Regions from separate parts of the Homo sapiens genome. Here region 1 is linked to region 2. Evidence: chromatin loops called from intact Hi-C (ENCODE). Cell type or tissue: heart right ventricle. All regions are shown on one strand. Links, peaks and the distances in the headings refer to the core of each region. The heading gives the core; the rest is flanking DNA. Region 1 has its middle 70 kb from the start of MROH9. Region 2 has its middle 110 kb from the start of PRRX1.

The links. A loop is a pair of places that touch in the nucleus more often than their neighbours do. Peaks named below come from ENCODE experiments on the same cell type or tissue, not always from the same donor. Only the 100,000 strongest peaks of a DNase experiment are listed, where the experiment ranks them.
Region 1: it touches region 2 in a loop (2.1-fold over the local background); 3 of 110 quality-filtered maps call a loop at or near these places.

Annotation. Positions count from the first base shown.
Region 1 is chr1:170,860,558-170,869,831 of GRCh38, reverse strand. No RefSeq gene overlaps it. Among named protein-coding and RNA genes, the nearest start is that of MROH9, 70 kb to the left of the region's middle. In heart right ventricle, for the core only: no CTCF peak of the experiment used is centred there; a DNase peak (open chromatin) is centred at 5,401; H3K27ac peaks cover 2,179 bases.
Region 2 is chr1:170,769,700-170,778,973 of GRCh38, reverse strand. No RefSeq gene overlaps it. Among named protein-coding and RNA genes, the nearest start is that of PRRX1, 110 kb to the right of the region's middle. In heart right ventricle, for the core only: no CTCF peak of the experiment used is centred there; no DNase peak of the experiment used is centred there.

The sequences.
Region 1 (9,274 bases), core at 827-8,826, 91 kb before region 2:
AGATGTAAGGAAGAGATCCAGTTTCAGTCTTCTGCATATGGCTAGCCAGTTATCCCAGCACCATTTATTAAATAGGAAGTCCTTTCCCCGTTGCTTGTTTTTTTCAGGTTTGTCAAAGATCAAGTGATTGTAGATATATGGTTTTATTTCTGAGTTCTCTATTCTGTTCCATTGGTCTATATGCCAGTTTTTGTACCAGTACCATGCTGTTTTGGTTATTGTAAAATCCTCAATAACATATTGGCAAACTGAATCCAGCAGCACATCAAAAAGCTTATTCACCATGACCAAGTTGGCTTCATCCCTGGGATGCAAGGCTGGTTCAACATATGCAAATCAATAAACATAATTCATCACATAAACAGAACTAAATACAAAAAACACATGATTATCTCAATAGATGCATAAAAGGCCTTTGATAAAATTCAACATCCCTTCATGTTAAAAACTTTTAATAAACTGGGTATTGAAGAAACACACCTCAAAATAATAAGAGCCATTTATGACAAACCCACAGCCCATATCATATCATACTGAATGGGCAAAAGCTGGAAGCATTCCCCGTGAAAACTGGCACAAGACATGGATGCCCTCTCTCACCCCTCCTATTCAACATAGCGTTGGAAGTTCTGGCAAGTCAATCAGGAAAGAGATAAAATAAACAGTATTCAAATAGGAAGAGAGGACATCAAATTGTCTTTGTTTGCAGATGACATGATCCTGTATCTAGAAAACCCTCTCATCTCAGCCCTAAAGCTTCTTATGCTGATAAGCGACTTCAGCAGTTTCAGGATACAAAATCAACGTGCAGAAATCACAAACATTCCTATACATCAATAACAGACAAGCAGAGAGCCAAATCATGAATGAACTCCTATTCACAGCTGCCACAAAGGGAATAAATACCTAGGAATACAGCTAACAAGGGAAGTGAAAGACCACTTCAAGGATAACTACAAACCACTGCTCAAGGAAATCTGAGAGAACGCAAGCGAATGGAAAAACATTCCATGCTCATGGATAGGAAGAATCAATATCGTAAAAATGGCCATACTGCCCAAAGCAATTTACAGATTCAATGCTATTCGCATTAAACTACCATTGACATTCTTCATAGAATTAGAAAAAAACCATTGTAAAATTCACATGGAACCCAAAAAGAGCTCGCATAGCCAAGACAATCCTAAGCAAAAGGAACAAAGCTGGAGGCAATCTCATTTTTTAAATTATTTTTGGCATGTTTCATGAACCTGATGTGCACTCCTTATACTAACGGCAGCAGAAACTTTTATTCCTTCTTTCATGTATTTGCTATTTATTATTCTGTCACAGGTTATTGCACATACATGCAGTAATCTGCAATGATTTAGCACCTTAGACATGTTTGTTACTAGAAAAATTAATGTAGGTAAGGTGATAAGTGGCACAACAGTCCTTTTAGAAGAGAGTTAGAGGGGAAAAAAGTAATTGGTATTCTGGGGGTGCAGTATTAGGTTGAGTCTTTGGTGGCTTAAGTTTTATTTCTTTCTCCCATGCTGGGATTCAATTTCTGGGATTCCATGCAGAAATTGAATTCCTTCCATTTCTGTGATGCTGAAGTGAACATAATTGTATTTCCCTGGTACCTTGTTAGCAAAAATTTGGATTGGCTGGTTGTGTTCATTCCAGTACACTGCCAGCGTGGGCCCAGTGTGAACTTCCATGCAATTCCACTCTGTGTAGAAGGCCACTGTCACACATGACACACATAAGATATTTCACACATAAGGAAAATCTATCCCATAACCTTCTTTCTAATCATTCAAAACAAACCTTCCCAGCACCACTGTTCCTGCCCTGCCATCCATCTCTCCTCCACTGCTTGTTGTTAGCCAGCAGTGGAAGGGAGCAGTGGATTTGAAGAAGTCTTAATGGTAGCAACTCTGGTCACCGTCTTGATGACTTACTCATGTATTAGCTGCCTAATACTTGATTTCTGAAAATCTCCTTTCCTCTTAAGTAAAATAGGTATAATAATAGTGCCCACCTTGTGAGTATTAAGTTGGATAATACAGTGCTAAGCATAGAGCATATCACACACTTGTGCTTAATAAACTTTAGCAATTACTTTGTTATTCTATCATAATTTCACCATCCAATAGAAAGCAGAGACTGGAGGCAAAGACTTGGGACAAAAAAAAGCCTAAAAATAGATACGAACCAGAGAAAGCCGAGATAACACCACGGCAGGAGTTACAGACTATTCTCTCTTCACATTTATTGTCAAATCTGTCCTTGAAATGCCTACAGATCTTGGGTTTATGAACAAAGCTTCAGTTATTCATAATTCACAATCAAAATGTAGGCATTAAGACGAGGATAGAAAGGGATAGATAGTCATCTTCTCATCTGCCTTTGTATACATGGACAGAGGAGAAGCAGGATACTGAGATAGGTAAAAGGGGTGAGGTGTATCTCTCCACTTGCCCACCAAGACTACTCTTTACAGCATTGCTGATGGCCAAGAAAAAGGCTGACATTTTTCTTTCCTTCAACTTGGGAAACTAACAGATAATAGCCTATCATATGAGTGGAAAAGATTGGATGTAAATTTGATCTTCAAGAGGTGGGGGGTGGATAACTTTGGGGGAAAAAATGCAGTTTTTACATAACAGGTCTTTGTGTTAACAGAAAGTATACTAGATAAAATGCACAGCCTATTTGTTAGAGAAGTGTGCTGATTCCTGATGGGAACAGATGTAGGTGTCATGTAATACAATAAACATTTGGCATTGTCAACCGAGGGCACATGGTCTTGACCTCCAAGGTAAGCTTGGTCTTAGGTGAGCTTCTTCTCCATTAAGGGGAAAATGTGATTGAGTCCATACACATTCCTTTCCATTTCTTATTAAGGGTCCAAATAGGAGCTAATACAGTCCTTGGAACTATATTAGGATAATAAATAATCAGTGTTTATGATGCCACCTTTGTGTCCCAGCAACAGCCACAGCACAATGAGCTTGCACTTCTGCCTTCCCAGACGTGCTCTCCCCAGTTCTACAGGGAGACAGACAATATGTGGCAGGCTCACAAGAATTCTCACATTGGAGAATGAGAATTCTGCAAGTTAATGAAAGTTTTAATAAAGTTCATGGAAGTTTTAACTTGCAAATTTTTAACTTGCTTAAAAATTAAGCCTCTTAATATTCTAGAAACCAGTAGGTGAAAATCCCAGTGGTCCTTTTCTTAAGCGCTGTATTACATAATTAACAGGTATATGGAATGTTGGCGTATAGGTGCAAGGAAAATATGGTTTAAGCAATCACCTCTTGGGTCAACCTGCTGCAAGTAATCTAAGGCAAACGATTTGGAAAAATGATGCCTTTGACTGCAATTGAAGCATATGAAAATTGTTGACTGGAAACTAAAGGTTAGTGAGTACAAGAGCCTCAGACAGCAGAGTAAGATGCCCAGGCAGAGGAGGCAGGCCTGGCATCCATGGCAGCTCCTGGAACCATCTGCAGAAATGAAACTTGGAGGAAGGTGTGCCATTTGCCACCAGCAGTGTTTCCCATCCACCTGGCTATAAACCCTGGCCATCAACCTGAAATCTGACCGGAATCAGTAAGGGATATTTCATAGCCACAAAAGAGTTGGACTCTGCAAAATAAGGGTGTTTACTAAAATGGTATTTAGATTGGTGGAGCCATTAATAATTTCAGATGTTGGAATTTGTTCCAAAGGGAAGCAGTGTAGCTGACATCAGATGAAATACACAGATAAGGCTAGTGAGAAGGGGGTAGTGAGAAGGGTACTTCTGGAAACCTAAGCCTAGCATATGAATTTCTCTTGGAGGATGAGCAGGGCTCAACCTTTCTTTTCTGTTGTTTAGGTTGTTTGAAGTTGTAGTGCTCTGTCAGGAAAAGTCAAGTCTGGGAGGATGACAGCCTGTTGATTTCAGGGAAGGAGAAACAAGGAACTACCTTGCCTATCATGTGCTCAACATGTGCTTGTCAGTTTGTGTCCATTATTTCCTGTAATGATCACACCAATCTCATGCAGGTGGTATTAATATTAACCTATTTTATAGCTGCATAAACTGAGGTTTAAAAATAGAAGTAACTTGCCCAAGATCACCCTCCTATTTCACGGCAGAGCAGAGCTTTGAACTAACTCATGTCTGCCTGACTTCAAAGTCTATTGGCTTCACAACACTATTTTGACTTCCCTCTGTGATCTTTTCCTAAGTGTTTACAATGGGCAAAGCAGTGTCTTAGATCTTATGTCTATCTCACAGAATGTCCTCAACTCCCAGAGGGTAAAATAGAGGCTCAAAAGGGTGACATATCTATACTCAAAAAACTGGTACATATTATCGTCAGTGGTAGAATATTCTGTCTTTCTTGAGCCCTAACCTTCCTGAATTGAGAGTTGAATAAGAAGAAAGGGGAGTAATTAGCCCTCTTGCCCTGGGCCTGTACAATCACAGTAAACATTTGCACAGCTCTTTATAGTTAGCAAATCATTTTCACATACAATTATTTCATCTAAGCCTTGATTAACGCCTGAAGAAAGTAGTAATATTACTTTCACTTTCCAGATGAAAAGGAGGTTTGTAAAGGTTAAGTGACTCTCTCTCTAACACTTAGAAAGCCATGAAGGGCTGCATCTTTGGTGTTTTGACTATAGATCTCATTACCATTCCTTCAACATTCATTGTGTACTGTCTACATGTCAGCATTGTGATGAGGGCTGGGAGCAGAGAGGTGAATAAGGCACAGTTCTGGCTTTTCAGGAGCTCATAGTATAACAGGGGATGCAGCTGAACAAACCAGATAATTCCAGTAGAAGGTAGTAAGCCTTTACTCTTAGTTAACACAGCCATGGTATTCTGTCAGGGAACTTGGGAATGAGGCCCACTTGGCAGAACTATTAAGGTACTCATAGTAGGACTGACTCCTTGTTATCTAGACTTTGTCAACAGCAGTAATTTTGTTATGTGTGTGAAAAGTAAAGGGTAACTAAGTTACCACTGGGAGAAGCCAAGGGAGAATTGATTACTGGATGGAGGGACAGTTCTTTTCAGGGTTTCAAATATTTTCCTATTATTATCCCAAATGTCTTCCCACTTTCATGATCAGTACATCATGCTTTTCTCTTCCACAGGTTCCTCTCAGAAACTGTTATTAGGTACGGAGAAGGAAACACATGTCCTTGATGAAGTAAGAAAAATAAAAAAGACTTCGGAAGTTGAAAATAATGGCAAATGGGGAATGATACAGCTTTGCATGGGTTCTAATAAAAAAAAGTCTCAGAAGAGAAAAAAATAATATTTTCATAAAAATCCCTTTTGGAAGGCATCCAGACAGGCGAGGTCAATTCTAGCTTGGAGGCAAGCCGCTGTGACTATTTTGAGATTTCCAAGCAGGAAAGCCACAGGGGTGAAGTGCAGCTGGAAGAGAGGGAGCCAAGAGTTTCATCAGCAAAGACTTCATCTTGACTTGTTTTGCAAAGAAACAAAGGTGGGAGGTCTTTGCTCTTCCTCAGGGATGTGTTGAATATTCAAAAATATTAATTTTGGAGCAACAGTGCCTACAATTTTGGAAACAAGCTAAGTCAGAGCTATAGTTGATTGAATTGGCAGAAAGCTCCTTTGAATCTCCTGAGGACGCCCATTCTAAGTCTCCATGGCCCTTCAACAAGAAATCAAAATGACACAACATACAGACCAGGAAGTCTCCAGATGGACTACAACCTCTGGGCACCCCCAAATGTCCAATGTCCAACACAAACCATAATCCAGTATTTAAGATGAGCCTAGAATTTTTAATAATTGCAAGGGAAATAGCTTCATTTGACAATCCACAAAGTGCTGCAATTATAGGTAGGGTGTTTTCAGCCTTACAGGTGGCTCTTCCAGAATACAGGGCCAGTTCCACACAACAATGCCCCTAGCATTTTTATGTACTTTGATGCCCTTTTTCTCTACCTCTAGATACTAGGTTTAATCCTATTCCCCAGCACCCCATTCTGAATCATCATCACCAGACAACTTCCTCTTGTGTCCTCCCAATTGAAGGCCTGACTGTACAACTCCCTTGGTACTTTCTGCTTAGTAGCTGTTTATTTGAATGTATAAATGTGTAAACAGGAATAGAGGTTCAATGTGTTCTTTTTCCTGGAAGTATTCGTATTATTAACTTTAGAATTAATGAATTAATTCAAGAGAATTATTAACTAATGGGGGGACTTTTAGGAACCAGGAAGGATTAGAGAGGGTATCAGAGGGCATCTCTGTTGCAAGACAGAGACAGTTACTGTTTAGATCCATTTCTGAGTAATTTCAGCTCTGTTTCCAGGAATATACTTAAGAAAATATTCTGATCACCCAAGATAGGATTTTTTTTTTTTTTGAGACAGAGTCTTGCTCTGTCACCCAGACTGGAATGCAGTGGCACGATCTTGGCTCACTGCAACCTCCGCCTCCCAGATTCAAGCGATTCTCCTGCCTCAGCCTCCCAAGTAGCTGAGATTACAGGCACCCACCACCATGCCTGGCTAATTTTTGTATATTTAGTAGACACGGGGTTTCACCATGTTGGCCAGGCTGGTCTCGAACTCCTGACCTCAGATGATTTGCCTGCCTCAGCCTCCCACATGGTAGGATTTATAACTCATGGAGTTCCATCACAAAAGGAAAAAAAAATTGTTTGTGTTTTGTATTTTCTTCCAGTCCTAGATTGCAGGAATCAACATTGTAAAAATTTCAAAAATTTTCACAAATTGATTTGTAAATTTGATGGACAGAGGTATGGATAGACATATGATAAGTATAAATGTAAAATATTAACGGCAGAATCAAAGTGATGAATATGAATGTGTTCACTATAAAATTCTGTCCACTTTTTCATATGTTGAAAGTTTTTATAGTAAAATATTAGGAAAAATATGCTACTGTTATAACAATAATTATAGAAAAGTGTTTGTTTCCCAATATCTGTACTTATTTCACAATAATTTATTTTAAATTGGAATTACTGAGTCAAATGATGAGTATTTCAAGGATTTTAACATTTATTATAAAATATTTTCCCAAACATTTGTTCCAAGTTACACTTTCACCAGTAGAATATCTGAGACTGTTGGGATAGCATTTCTTAAAAATATAAACAACTTTATTGTTACAACTGGCACAACTGGCACACAGTGAAATTTACAAATCTGAAATGTACAGCTCAGCAAGTTTGTATAAAGGTATGTACCTATGTAACCAACACCTCTATACAGACAGTTTCCGTTACTGTAGAGAATGCCCTGATGTTTCTTACCAGCTATTTCCTACCCACCCCACCTCAGGCAACAATTCTGCTAATTTCTTTTTACCAAGATTAGGCTGATATTTTCTAGAGTTTCATGTAAATTAAGTGATACAGTATATACTACTCTGAGTCTGTCTTCCTTTTCTCAGTATGTTTTAAGGATTCATCCATGTTATTTCATGTTTTTATAGTACTTTGTTCCTTTTTATTGCTTAGTAGTATTTCATTGTATAGATAAACCATAATCTCTTTATTAATTCTTTTGTTGATGAACAAGAGATAGCTTTTAAATTTTTTAAATATTACAATTTTTTGTATCCTGATTCCATTCATATAAAAAAGTAATTGTGTGCATTAGACCAAGATCTTTGAAGTCAATGGCTGTGCACAAATAAATGGATAATGTGTAGTGAGAGTTTTAGGCATCTGTTTCAGGTCAGAGGAAAGATACCTGCAGGAAGGTGAAACTGCAGGCACCTAGTATTACCCAGAGGTTGGAGCTGTATAGACATAGAAATAGCACTTTAAAGTTGTTCTTTCTCTACAATGTATTTCTCTTTAAAACAAATAAATGATCTATAAGAAAAGACCCACTATTTTATGGCCAATTTCTGTTTTCTTTTTTTTTTTATAAATAAAAGAATCTTTAATATGCATTTGCTTAACGTTTATCCTGGAAAAGGCACAAGCTTCTTTTATTGCAGCTAATGGGAACATTTACTCATGAATTGAAACTTCCTATGTTAATTATATTATATTGTTTCCTTTTTGGCATATGTTTTGAACAGCATATGAAAATTTCCCATGAGAAAAACATTTATCTTCTTTTTAAACATTTTTACTACAACTTAACCAGTAATGCATTCTATTTTTAATTCTCATAAAATTAGGTTTATATAATAAATGAAAGGCATCCAGTCAAAATCACAAAAGGGTATCTTAGAATTTTAGGAGTAGAAGGGACCCTTGAAGTCATTTTGCTTAAATTTCTTATTGTGCAATTAAAGAAAGTGAGACCCAGAGAGATTATATGAATTGTGGAAAGTCCCACAGCTAGCTGTATGAGACCTGGGGACCAACCTTTGGCCTGCTGGGACCCAGTCCATTTTCTATTTGTACTCCATTACCTTGCCTCTCTGTGGGCTGCGGCCAGGTGGTCTTTTCTAACCCAGGTCCTGAGGATCATGGACTATTTTCAAGTGCAGAGAGAATTCATCAAGATCAAAGTGAAAGTGTCTCTCCACCTCCTTCTCTGACTGTGCAGCCCACTTACCTTCTAGCCCTTAGGCTACAAAGTCACAGCCTCCCTGTACTTTGCTGTATGTGCATGTCTCAAATGTTGGGCCATTCCAAAATTCTAGCTTCAAACTTTAGTTGCATTGCAAGAATGCATCAAGCTCAACACCTATGAAGCTTTAAGAATTTTCAATTTTCATTTTTGAAAACTTTATGGTTTTATAACAGCTCCAATTATTCAGAATGTCCATCATCAAAGGCAACAAAAAAGAGGAATGTATGAAATATCCAACTCATAGCAACAAATTCAAACTTAACTATTAGGCCCGTCTTGCATCACTATAAATAAATACCTGTGGCTGGGTAATTTATAAAGAAAAGAGGTTTAATTAACTCATGGTTCTACAGGCTGTACAAGCATGGTGCTGGCATCTGCTCAGCTTCTGGGGAAGCCTCAGATAACTTTTTATTCTTTTTATTATTATTATTATTATTATTATTATTATACTTTAAGTTTTAGGGTACATGTGCACAATGTGCAGGTTAGTTACATATGTATACATGTGCCATGCTGGTGTGCTGCACCCATTAACTCGTCATTTAGCATTAGGTATATCTCCTAATGCTATCCCTCCCCACTCACCCCACCCCACAACAGTCCCCAGAGTGTGATGTTCCCCTTCCTGTGTCCATGTGTTCTCATTGTTTAATTCCCATCTATGAGTGAGAACATGCGGTGT
Region 2 (9,274 bases), core at 578-8,577:
TTTATTTATTTGTTTTTAATTTTTTTAAATACAGGGTCTTACTCTGTCACCTAGGCTAGAGTGCAGTGGCATGATCAAAGCTCACTGCAGGCTTGGACTCCTAGGCTCAATCTCTTGCTTCAGTCTCTTGAGTAGCTGGGACTAAGGTGCACACCACCACACCCAGCTAATTTATTTTTATTTTTTATTTTTGTAGAGATGGGGTCTTGCTATGTTGCCCAGGCTGGTCTCAAACTCCTGGCCTCAACTGACCCTCCCACCTCGGCCTCCCAAAGTGCTGGGAGTACAAGTTATGAGCCACTGCACCAGGCCTAATGCCTATTTTTAAGACAGACCATGCTGGCCAGGTGCAGTGGCTCACGCCTGTAATCCCAACACTTTGGGAGACTGAGGGGAGTGAATCACCTGAGATCAGGAGTTCAACACCAGCCTGGCCAACATGGTAAAACCCCGCCTCTACTAAAAATACAAAATTAGCCTGGCCTAGTGGCATGTGCCTGTAATCCCACCTGCTCGGGAGGCTGAGGCAGGAGAATTGCCTGAACCTGGGAGGCAGAGCTTGCAGTGAGCCGTGATTGCACCACTGCACTTCAGCCTGGGCGACAGAGTGAGACTCCGTCTTAAAAAAAAAAAAAAAAAAAAAAAAAGAGGATAGAATATGCCTTCATATATGTACATCTTTTTTCTTATAAATTCGAGGAAGCATGCATGTAGCAGAGAATTTCCTTCCTAAGTCTCAGGACAGACTGTGTAATTTGCAGGGCCCAGTGCAAAATGAAAACGTGGGGCCTTTATTCAAAAATTATTAAGAATTTCAACATGTCAACAGCAGAGCATTAAACCAAAAATGGAGCCCTTCTAAACATAGGGTCCTTTGTGACTGCTTAGGAAGCATGCCCATGAAGCTAGACCTGCTGAGTTTTCTTCCTAAGAGGCACCAGACAACCACTGTAGTTGACCCTTATTTGAGAACAATGCTGCTTAGCATTTCTGTATATGTGACTGAGAACTGCATCCCCAACTTAAAAAAAAACCAAAAAAAAACCAAAAAAAAAACGCTTTAAGTAGTTTAAGATAGAATCCTCACTAGCATTATCACAGCATTAAAATTTTATAATCAGGCCGGGCGCGGTAGCTCACGCCTGTAATCCCAGCACTTTGGGAGGCCGAGGCGGGCGGATCACGAGGTCAGGAGATCGAAACCATCCTGGCTAACACGGTGAAACCCCGTCTCTACTAAAAATACAAAAAAATAAGCCTGGTGTAGTGGCGGGCGCCTGTAGTCCCAGCTACTAGGGAGGCTGAGGCAGGAGAATGGCGTGAACCCAGGAGGCGGAGCTTGTAGTGAGCCGAGATCCCACCACTGCACTCCAGCCTAGGCGACTGAGCGAGACTCCGTCTCCAAAAAAAAAAAAGAAATTTTATGATCAAATAGGGAATCTAGAATATATAAAGTATCTATGTGTTTTACCCACTGTAAAATCTACCTGTTCACAACTCTGCAAAAGAAATGTGTTATTTTACAGATGAATAAACAGACTGAAAGACATTAAGTAACTTCCATAAAGCCTCTTAGCTAGTAAATTGAGGCACTACTAGTTAAGTCCAGAACCACCTGCTTCAAAGCCCAGGGTTTTTCCATTATGCCATGCTGCTTCTTCTGCAGCAATGGAAAAAAGTGCAGTCAGTGATGGACTAACACATTGAATTATGAGACATTAAGTTTTTGCCCTGAGCAAATAAAAGCTTATTCTTATTTTCCCTGTGTGTCTCCCCTGTTAATCCAAGATTCTTCAGTCATAGGCATGTATGCACAAGGACATATATGATTTTCAGAAAGGACAAGGGTATCTTCTGAGGCTTGGTGAGATCCCTATTGGGAATGCTGTCATGGTCACTCTCAAATATCAGGAGCAGATGCAGTCTATTAGGAATTACAAGGCCAGCTGTTGTTTCATGTCATTAGACTTTTGCAACCAAATGTGAAAAACCGACTTCTGCCAAGAGGCAAGTCCCCAGGCTCAGCAACAAATATCAATTCCAATTTAGTTGAAGTTCCGCAGAATTTTTTTTTCCTTTCTTTGTCATGGTTATAGAAGTGATTCTCTGCACATTGGTTGGAGCTCAACCTAAAGTATGTCACATTTTCCATCTATATTGAAGAAGATGTGCATTTATTCGTGCCCTCTAAAACAGAGCAGGGACATAAAACTTGTCTGGGATTTTGAGCTAAGAACAGTGCGTGATTTTCAGAACCAATCATCTTGCCTTGGACAAGAAAAAAAAGAATTATAATTTGTTGTTCTCTCTTTTGAACTGTTATATTGTCCAGTCAAGATAATTGGCCATCCTGCAATTCACAAATGGCTCTCCTTGGCAAAGCTTGATTTTGAGTTTGACAGTGACTCAGATGATTTCATAACATCTTAGAATCATGAAGTGTTAGCATTAGAAAGGACCTTAGAGATCGCATAATCAAATACCTCATTTTACAGATGAGGACACTGATGTTCAGAGATGCTTCAAGGTGGCTGTAGTCATAAAGCCGTCATATGAGCTGGTCCTGGAAATCTGAGCTCCTGCTCTCAGTCTAGTTCTCTTTCCATTCCTCCACAGCTGCCTTGTTTTCCTAAGTTAATATGTCAAACTCCATTTGCTCTTACTCTGCAGGCAGTTTCCAGTTCAGCAGGGAAACTCTTTGAAATACGAACACTTAAATGAATCAAGTTTTATTGAGCACATATTTTTAATTTTAATATTCAACACAGAATTCAGCGTGGTGCCCTGTGCATAGGGAGCCTTCAATCATTCTTCTACTCATTTATTCAGTCAACAAATATTTGCTGAGCATAATAAAAACCACAATAAGTGCTTATTAGGATAAAATTTATTGTTCATTTCTGCTAAGATAAATAACACATAATCCCTGCCCCAAAAGAGCTTATAGTACACTGGCCATATATATGAGCAATTAAAATTATTTAATAATTTATATGTATAAGTTTATATAAACTTTGGCAAAAGGCTATACTGACTATGTGGCATGTGAGATCAAATAATGTTACCAATAGAATCGTTACTGGATTGATTCTATTGTGAGGAATAGTACCACAGTTCTGAGGAAAGAGCATGAACAAAGGAACAGGAGCATGAAGGCCATACTTTATTCTGGAATCTTGGAGAGGCACAGGCTGCACAGCAGATGAGCAGGATATAAAGGTGGAAAGGCAAAATTACATCACATCTTGGAGGCTACTGAACATCAGGCACAGAAATATAAATGTTACCATGTAAAAAGTTGAATATTAAGGCAAGAGAACTAAAAGGATTTAACTCGTATGTCTGTAAAACTTGTACGGGAAAAGCGAGAGAGCCGAGAAAATCAGTAAACAATTACAAATTTATCTCTACCAGTGTAAATGAAATAATTAATTTTGTTTGATCATGTAAGTTTAGAAACCTAAAATAGCTCTCTATTGTTAATCTTGTACAATGTAAAATTTTCAGCCCTTCAATAAATACCTGCCCCACACCCTGTAGGCGTGCACAGAAGCAAATGCAATGTAACATTCATGTTTGCACACTGGTGCATTGTTTACAAGGCACTTCCTGATTTATTGTACCACTTGTCCTTTAAAGTAGAAAGGGAAAAGTTAACATCTTCACCTTGTAAATTATAAAATAAAGGTTTGAAAAGATTAAGGTTAATTTATTGAAGTCCTTTTCAGCATTTATTCTAGTCCTCAACTTTTCTGCGGTTATACATCTAATAAATGGCAATGACCGCTCAGATCCTTGACTTTTCTCCTCTAATAATCTTGTTCTCCCTAACTTTAGCCACACCCTCCCATGGACTTTCCCTAGGCTTTGCCACTATCAATAGCTTCAATCTTTCCAATTTTATTCATTCTAATCCCATTTTTCCCATCTGCTCCCTTTGACAATCCAAATCAATCATCTTTTATCATTACCACAATTAATAACCCTACCACTTTGTCACTGGAATTCACTCATTTAATGTTATTCTTTTCCCTTACACAGCTTAAATTCTATAGCTAGTTATTATAACCGTTCTATTGCATATGCCCTCAACAACCTTTTCATTTCCACTTTGTCAGAGCCACAACCGTTAATCCCACTCTGCACGTATTCTGTGCCTGCACTTCTGCTGCTTAATGTGGCTGGAAAAAAATAAAAACACCACACAACCATGTTTGCCTGGTCTGACCTCAACTTCGTGACCACTGTCAGAAAATCAAGCTATCAATACCTAGTCCATTTACTCTCCGTCTGCTCCAACGACTAACACCTTTTTCTGCTCAAATATCCAACACATTCTCCCTTATGTCCACTTTCAGTTGATGACCTTGTTTCCAGCTTTACTGAGAAAACTGAAGCAATCAGAAGAGAATTTTTAGACATCTGTCATCACATCAACCTATTTATCAGCATATGCAGGCAAATATCTGCCTTCCTGCCTGTTGTTAAACATAAACTCTCTCCATGATCTTACCTAAAAGAAATTTATCACTTGCATAGATCAAGTCCCACCTCCTCTCACCTGCTGAAGAGCATTACTGAAGAAGTTGTCTCCTCTCACTCCTACAACATCAAAATTGCCCTTTGTACTAGAAAATTCTAATCAGGATGCAGATATCTTCTTATTTCTTCCATATTAAGACCAAAAACAAAAACATTGTTTCACCCACCAATTCTAACCCCATTTCCTTGCTTCCCTTCGCAGCAAAGAGTTGTCTATACTTGGTGTTTCAGAGTAATGTCATTTCTTAAGCTCATTTTAATCAAGCTATTGCCTCCGCCATATTAAAATTGCTCTTGATAAGTTCACTGACATCTTTCTTATTGCTAAGCCCATTAGTCAATTCTCAGGTCTCATCTTCTTTGAACCATCAGCAACAATTAACACTGTTAATCATTTCTTGACATATTTTCTTCACTTAGCTTCCAGATCATCAACTTTCTTGTTTTTCCTCCTATTAGTGCTCCTTGTCAACTTCCTTTTGTTGGTTTCTTCTAGTCTCCTTACCTCTCTGTATTTTAGTGCTCCAGAGCTCAGTCCTTGGTCTTTTTTTTCTTTCTCTACTTTTACTTGCTCCCTTGGTGATCCCACCCAGTTGCATGACTTTAAAGATAATTTGTGTGCCAATGACTTCTACTTTTAACATTTTTAGCCAAGAACTCTTTTCCAGACTGCAGATGTGTGTGTCTATTCATCTATCTGACATCTGAGGGAAATGATGTATGCAGTGGTCCATTTCCAAGACAAAGTGCCTTAAATCGGCTTAGGTCAGCAAACTACAGAAGAAACGGGATATACTAGGCCCCTGCCTGGATAGCCGATGTCTGCTTGTTGGCCTCCCCCTTCCTCCCCCTTCCCCTGCCTCCACTTAGTTGCCCTCACCCAAAGCAAAGAAGTTTAGTCTACAATGAAAGTTTACTAGCCTGCCAAATAGCTTGCTTTGTCTGTTCTTTTCAGCCTGCCCAGGTGCTTAGGTCATAAGTCAAATATTTGAAGAGCCCCTGAGCAAACTAGGATTGCAATGCATTGTGGGCTGCAACAAAATGCAGTAAGACAACCCTAAAAAAGAACACCTTCAGCCCCTACCCAGCAATCAATAGGCATCGTCTGGGAAGATTGTGACCCCATAGTACTCAGCCTATAAGGAACCAGGGGAGGGACCTGTGCACTAGGGGATAAATTGCTTGTTAAAACTGTGCTGGGTGTGCCTGCCTATCAGACACCCATTCTTGCAAGACCATCATTAAAAGTCTCACTTTCACTGTTCTCCCAGTCTCTAAGTCCATTCTTTGGGTTGGATGAGTTTGTTTCTCACACATGCTTATTTGAATGTCTACTTAATCGTCTCAAAATCAACCTGTCCCACACTAAATCTTGGTTTTCTTTGCTGGGCTCCCTAAACCTACTCCTCCAATAGCATTACATGTCTCTATTAATGGCATTTCCACCCTTCCATTTGCTCAGGCCAAAACTTTTGAGTCATTCTTGACTCCTTTCTTTTTCTCACACTCTATATCCAATCTATCAGGAATTCCATTTTTCTCTACCTTTAAAAATCTCTCCAGATTCCAAGCATTATTCACAACATCTTCTGCTACCACCCTAGTCTGAGCCACCATGATCTCTAGCCAGGATTATAGCAGTACCCTCCTAAAAGATTTCCCTATTTATACTCTTGCCTCTCAATAGTCTACCCAAGTAGTTTTCAACTGAGGAAATTCTCCCCACCCTCTGCTGCTGACCAAGGGACATTAGATATTATCTGGAGACATTTTTTATTGTCACAACTGGGGGAGGTAGTACTACTGGCATCTAGTAGGTGGTGGTTAAGGATGCTATAAACAATACACAATACACAATAAATCGCCCGAAGCAAAAGTTTGATGCAAAATGTCAATAAGGCTAAGGCTGAGAATCTTCATAGCTGATAGAGTGATTTAAAAAAAAAAAGTTAATTTTTGGTACTATGTTAAAAACTCTTCACGGTTTCTTTATTTCATGCAGAGCAAAAACAAAGCTCTGACAATGCCCCATGAGGTCCTATATGATCTAGGATTTTGCTCTAAGCATTCACTCTGGCTGGGATGCTCTTCCCTCAGGTATGCATTTCACTAAATCCCTCACCTCTTCTAAATCTTGCCTGCTCTTTCAAGTTAGAATTACAAGCTTCTTTCTCCTGTGAAATTTCTGATTATCCTTATTCTGTTTTCTACTTTCCACAGCAATTATTAACTTCTAATATACCATAGCATTTTCTTTATCATATGTTGTTTATTGTTTGTCTCTAGCACATAAGCTCCATAAGGTCAGGGCTCTCTATTTAACCAAGCATCTAGAAGTGTGCCTGCATACAGGAAGCACTCAACAAATATTTTTTGACTGAATGAAGATAGTTGTTTGAAGGCAAGAGCCTCACTAGGAAAAAATTGGATATATTGGCATAAGTAGGAAGATCAGGCCATTCTCATAGCAAATATAAGAAGAGGACATTCTTAACCCTATTCTCCAAGTGAACAAGAAGTTTAAGTGACATGCTCAAAGTCACACTGCTAGTAAATAGGTAAGCCAGGATTCAAACCCAAGTTTACTTGAGTTCAAACCCTCTTCTCTTTAAACAGTGTGAACTGCACTTCAATAATCAGCATGAGATTAATACAGGGCTGAAGGAGGGGAACTCTATATCACTTTTTCCACTCTATAAATTAAGCAAAATAAATGTGGAGAAAAAATTCATAAACAAGGCTGACAAAATTCTTTAACTTTTATTTTAAGTTCACTGTACATGTGCAGGTTTGTTACATAGGTAATCGTGTGTCATGCGGGTTTGTTTTATGGACTATTTCATCACCCAGATATTAAGCCTAGTGCCCATTAGCTATTTTTCCTTATCTTCTCCTTCCTCCCACCCTACACCCTCTGAAAGGCCCCAATGTGTGTTGTTCCCCTGTAAGTGTCCATGTGTTCTCATCATTTAGCTTCCACTTATAAGAGAGAACATACAGTTTTTGGTTTTCTGTTCCTGTGTTAGTTTGCTAAGGACAGTGGCCTCCAGCTGCATCTATGTTTCTGCAAATGACATGATCTCATTCTTTTTATGGCTGCATAGTATTTCATGGTGTGTATGTACCACATTTTCTTTATCCAGTCTATTATTGATGGGCATTTAGGTTGACTCTATATCTTTTCTATTGTGAATAGTGCTACAATGAACATACGTATGTATGTGTCTTTATAATATAATGATTTAAAAGAATAGAAGTAATGGGAGTTGTGATGGTTAATACTGAGTGTCAACTTGATTAGATTGAAGGATACAAAGTATTGATCCTGGGTGTGTCTGTGAGGGTGTTGCCAAAGGAGATTAACATTTGAGGCAGTGGGCTGGGAAAGGGAGACCCACCCTTAATCTGGGTGGGCACAATCTAATCAGCTGCCAGCACAGCTAGAATATAAACAGACAGAAAAGTGTGCAAAGAGAGACTGGCCTAGCCTCCCTGTCTACATCTTCCTCCCCTGCTGGATGCTTCCTGTCCTTGAGCATCGGACTCCAAGTTCTTCAGTTTTGAAATTTGAAATTCGGACTGGCTATCCTTGCTCCTCAGCTTGCAGATGGCCTATTGTGGAACTGTGTGATCATGTGAGTTAATACTTAATAAATTCATATATATATATGGAATATATATATGGAATGTCATATATATATGTGTATATATGTGTGTGTATATATGTGTGTATATATATGTGTGTATATATATGTGTGTGTATATATATGTGTGTGTGTGTATATATATATGTGTGTGTATATATATATTTTGTTAGTTCTGTCCATCTAGAGAATCCTGACTAATATAGGAGTAAAAGAAGGAAGAGTGAGATGAGAAAAATCTAGTATTCCCAGAGATTCACAGAGCTGGCAGGAACTTAGAGGTCACACAGCTCTCATTTAGTAGGTGAGAATGATGAAGTCCAGGGGGGCAGGACTCTTTATTCCAGTTCAAAAATAGCTCTTATATGGCAGAGCCAGAATGGAAGCTAGGACATCCTATTGTAACCTAGTTCCCCTTTTACCATATCTCCATCATCTTTCCATAGAAAATAGAACTGCTCTTCCAAATGAAACTGGGCATTGTGCAAAAGTTTAGTAAAAACTTTAATAACTGTATTTAACTCAAGGGTGAGAGAAGTGACAGCTTAAAATAATGCTCTATTTTTAATAGATTATTTTCAAATTCATATGAATTTAACTATTTATGCTTCATTGGTCGGTTTTAATTAGCAGACTATTGTTAACACATAGTTAATAGATAAATATATAAATAATATATTGTTAAGATAGAAATATTCTTTCTAACATAACTAAAAGCTGTTTTTCCTCTTAAATTATTAAACATTTCCACAAGCTATGATCCACCCCTTTATTCTAGCAGATAGGCATTATTTATGTGCATATACATATTATATATGCACATGCATAATTTATCTCTTGCCCCTGAGCATTCCAGGAATATGTACTAATTTCCAAGATTATGATACTACCCACAAGTGTATATTTATAATCATGAGGACTGTGTAGACTATGGGTGGGTCCTTCAAACCCCAGTGTGAAGCAATTTTCTATAGCATCAGATTCTCCTCTCTTTTCAGTGGCCAGCATATGCCTGGTATTAGGGATTTCATTCCCGCTGGGTGACAAACAGGCATGGCAGCTATGAAATGGAAGTAGAGGAGGATATA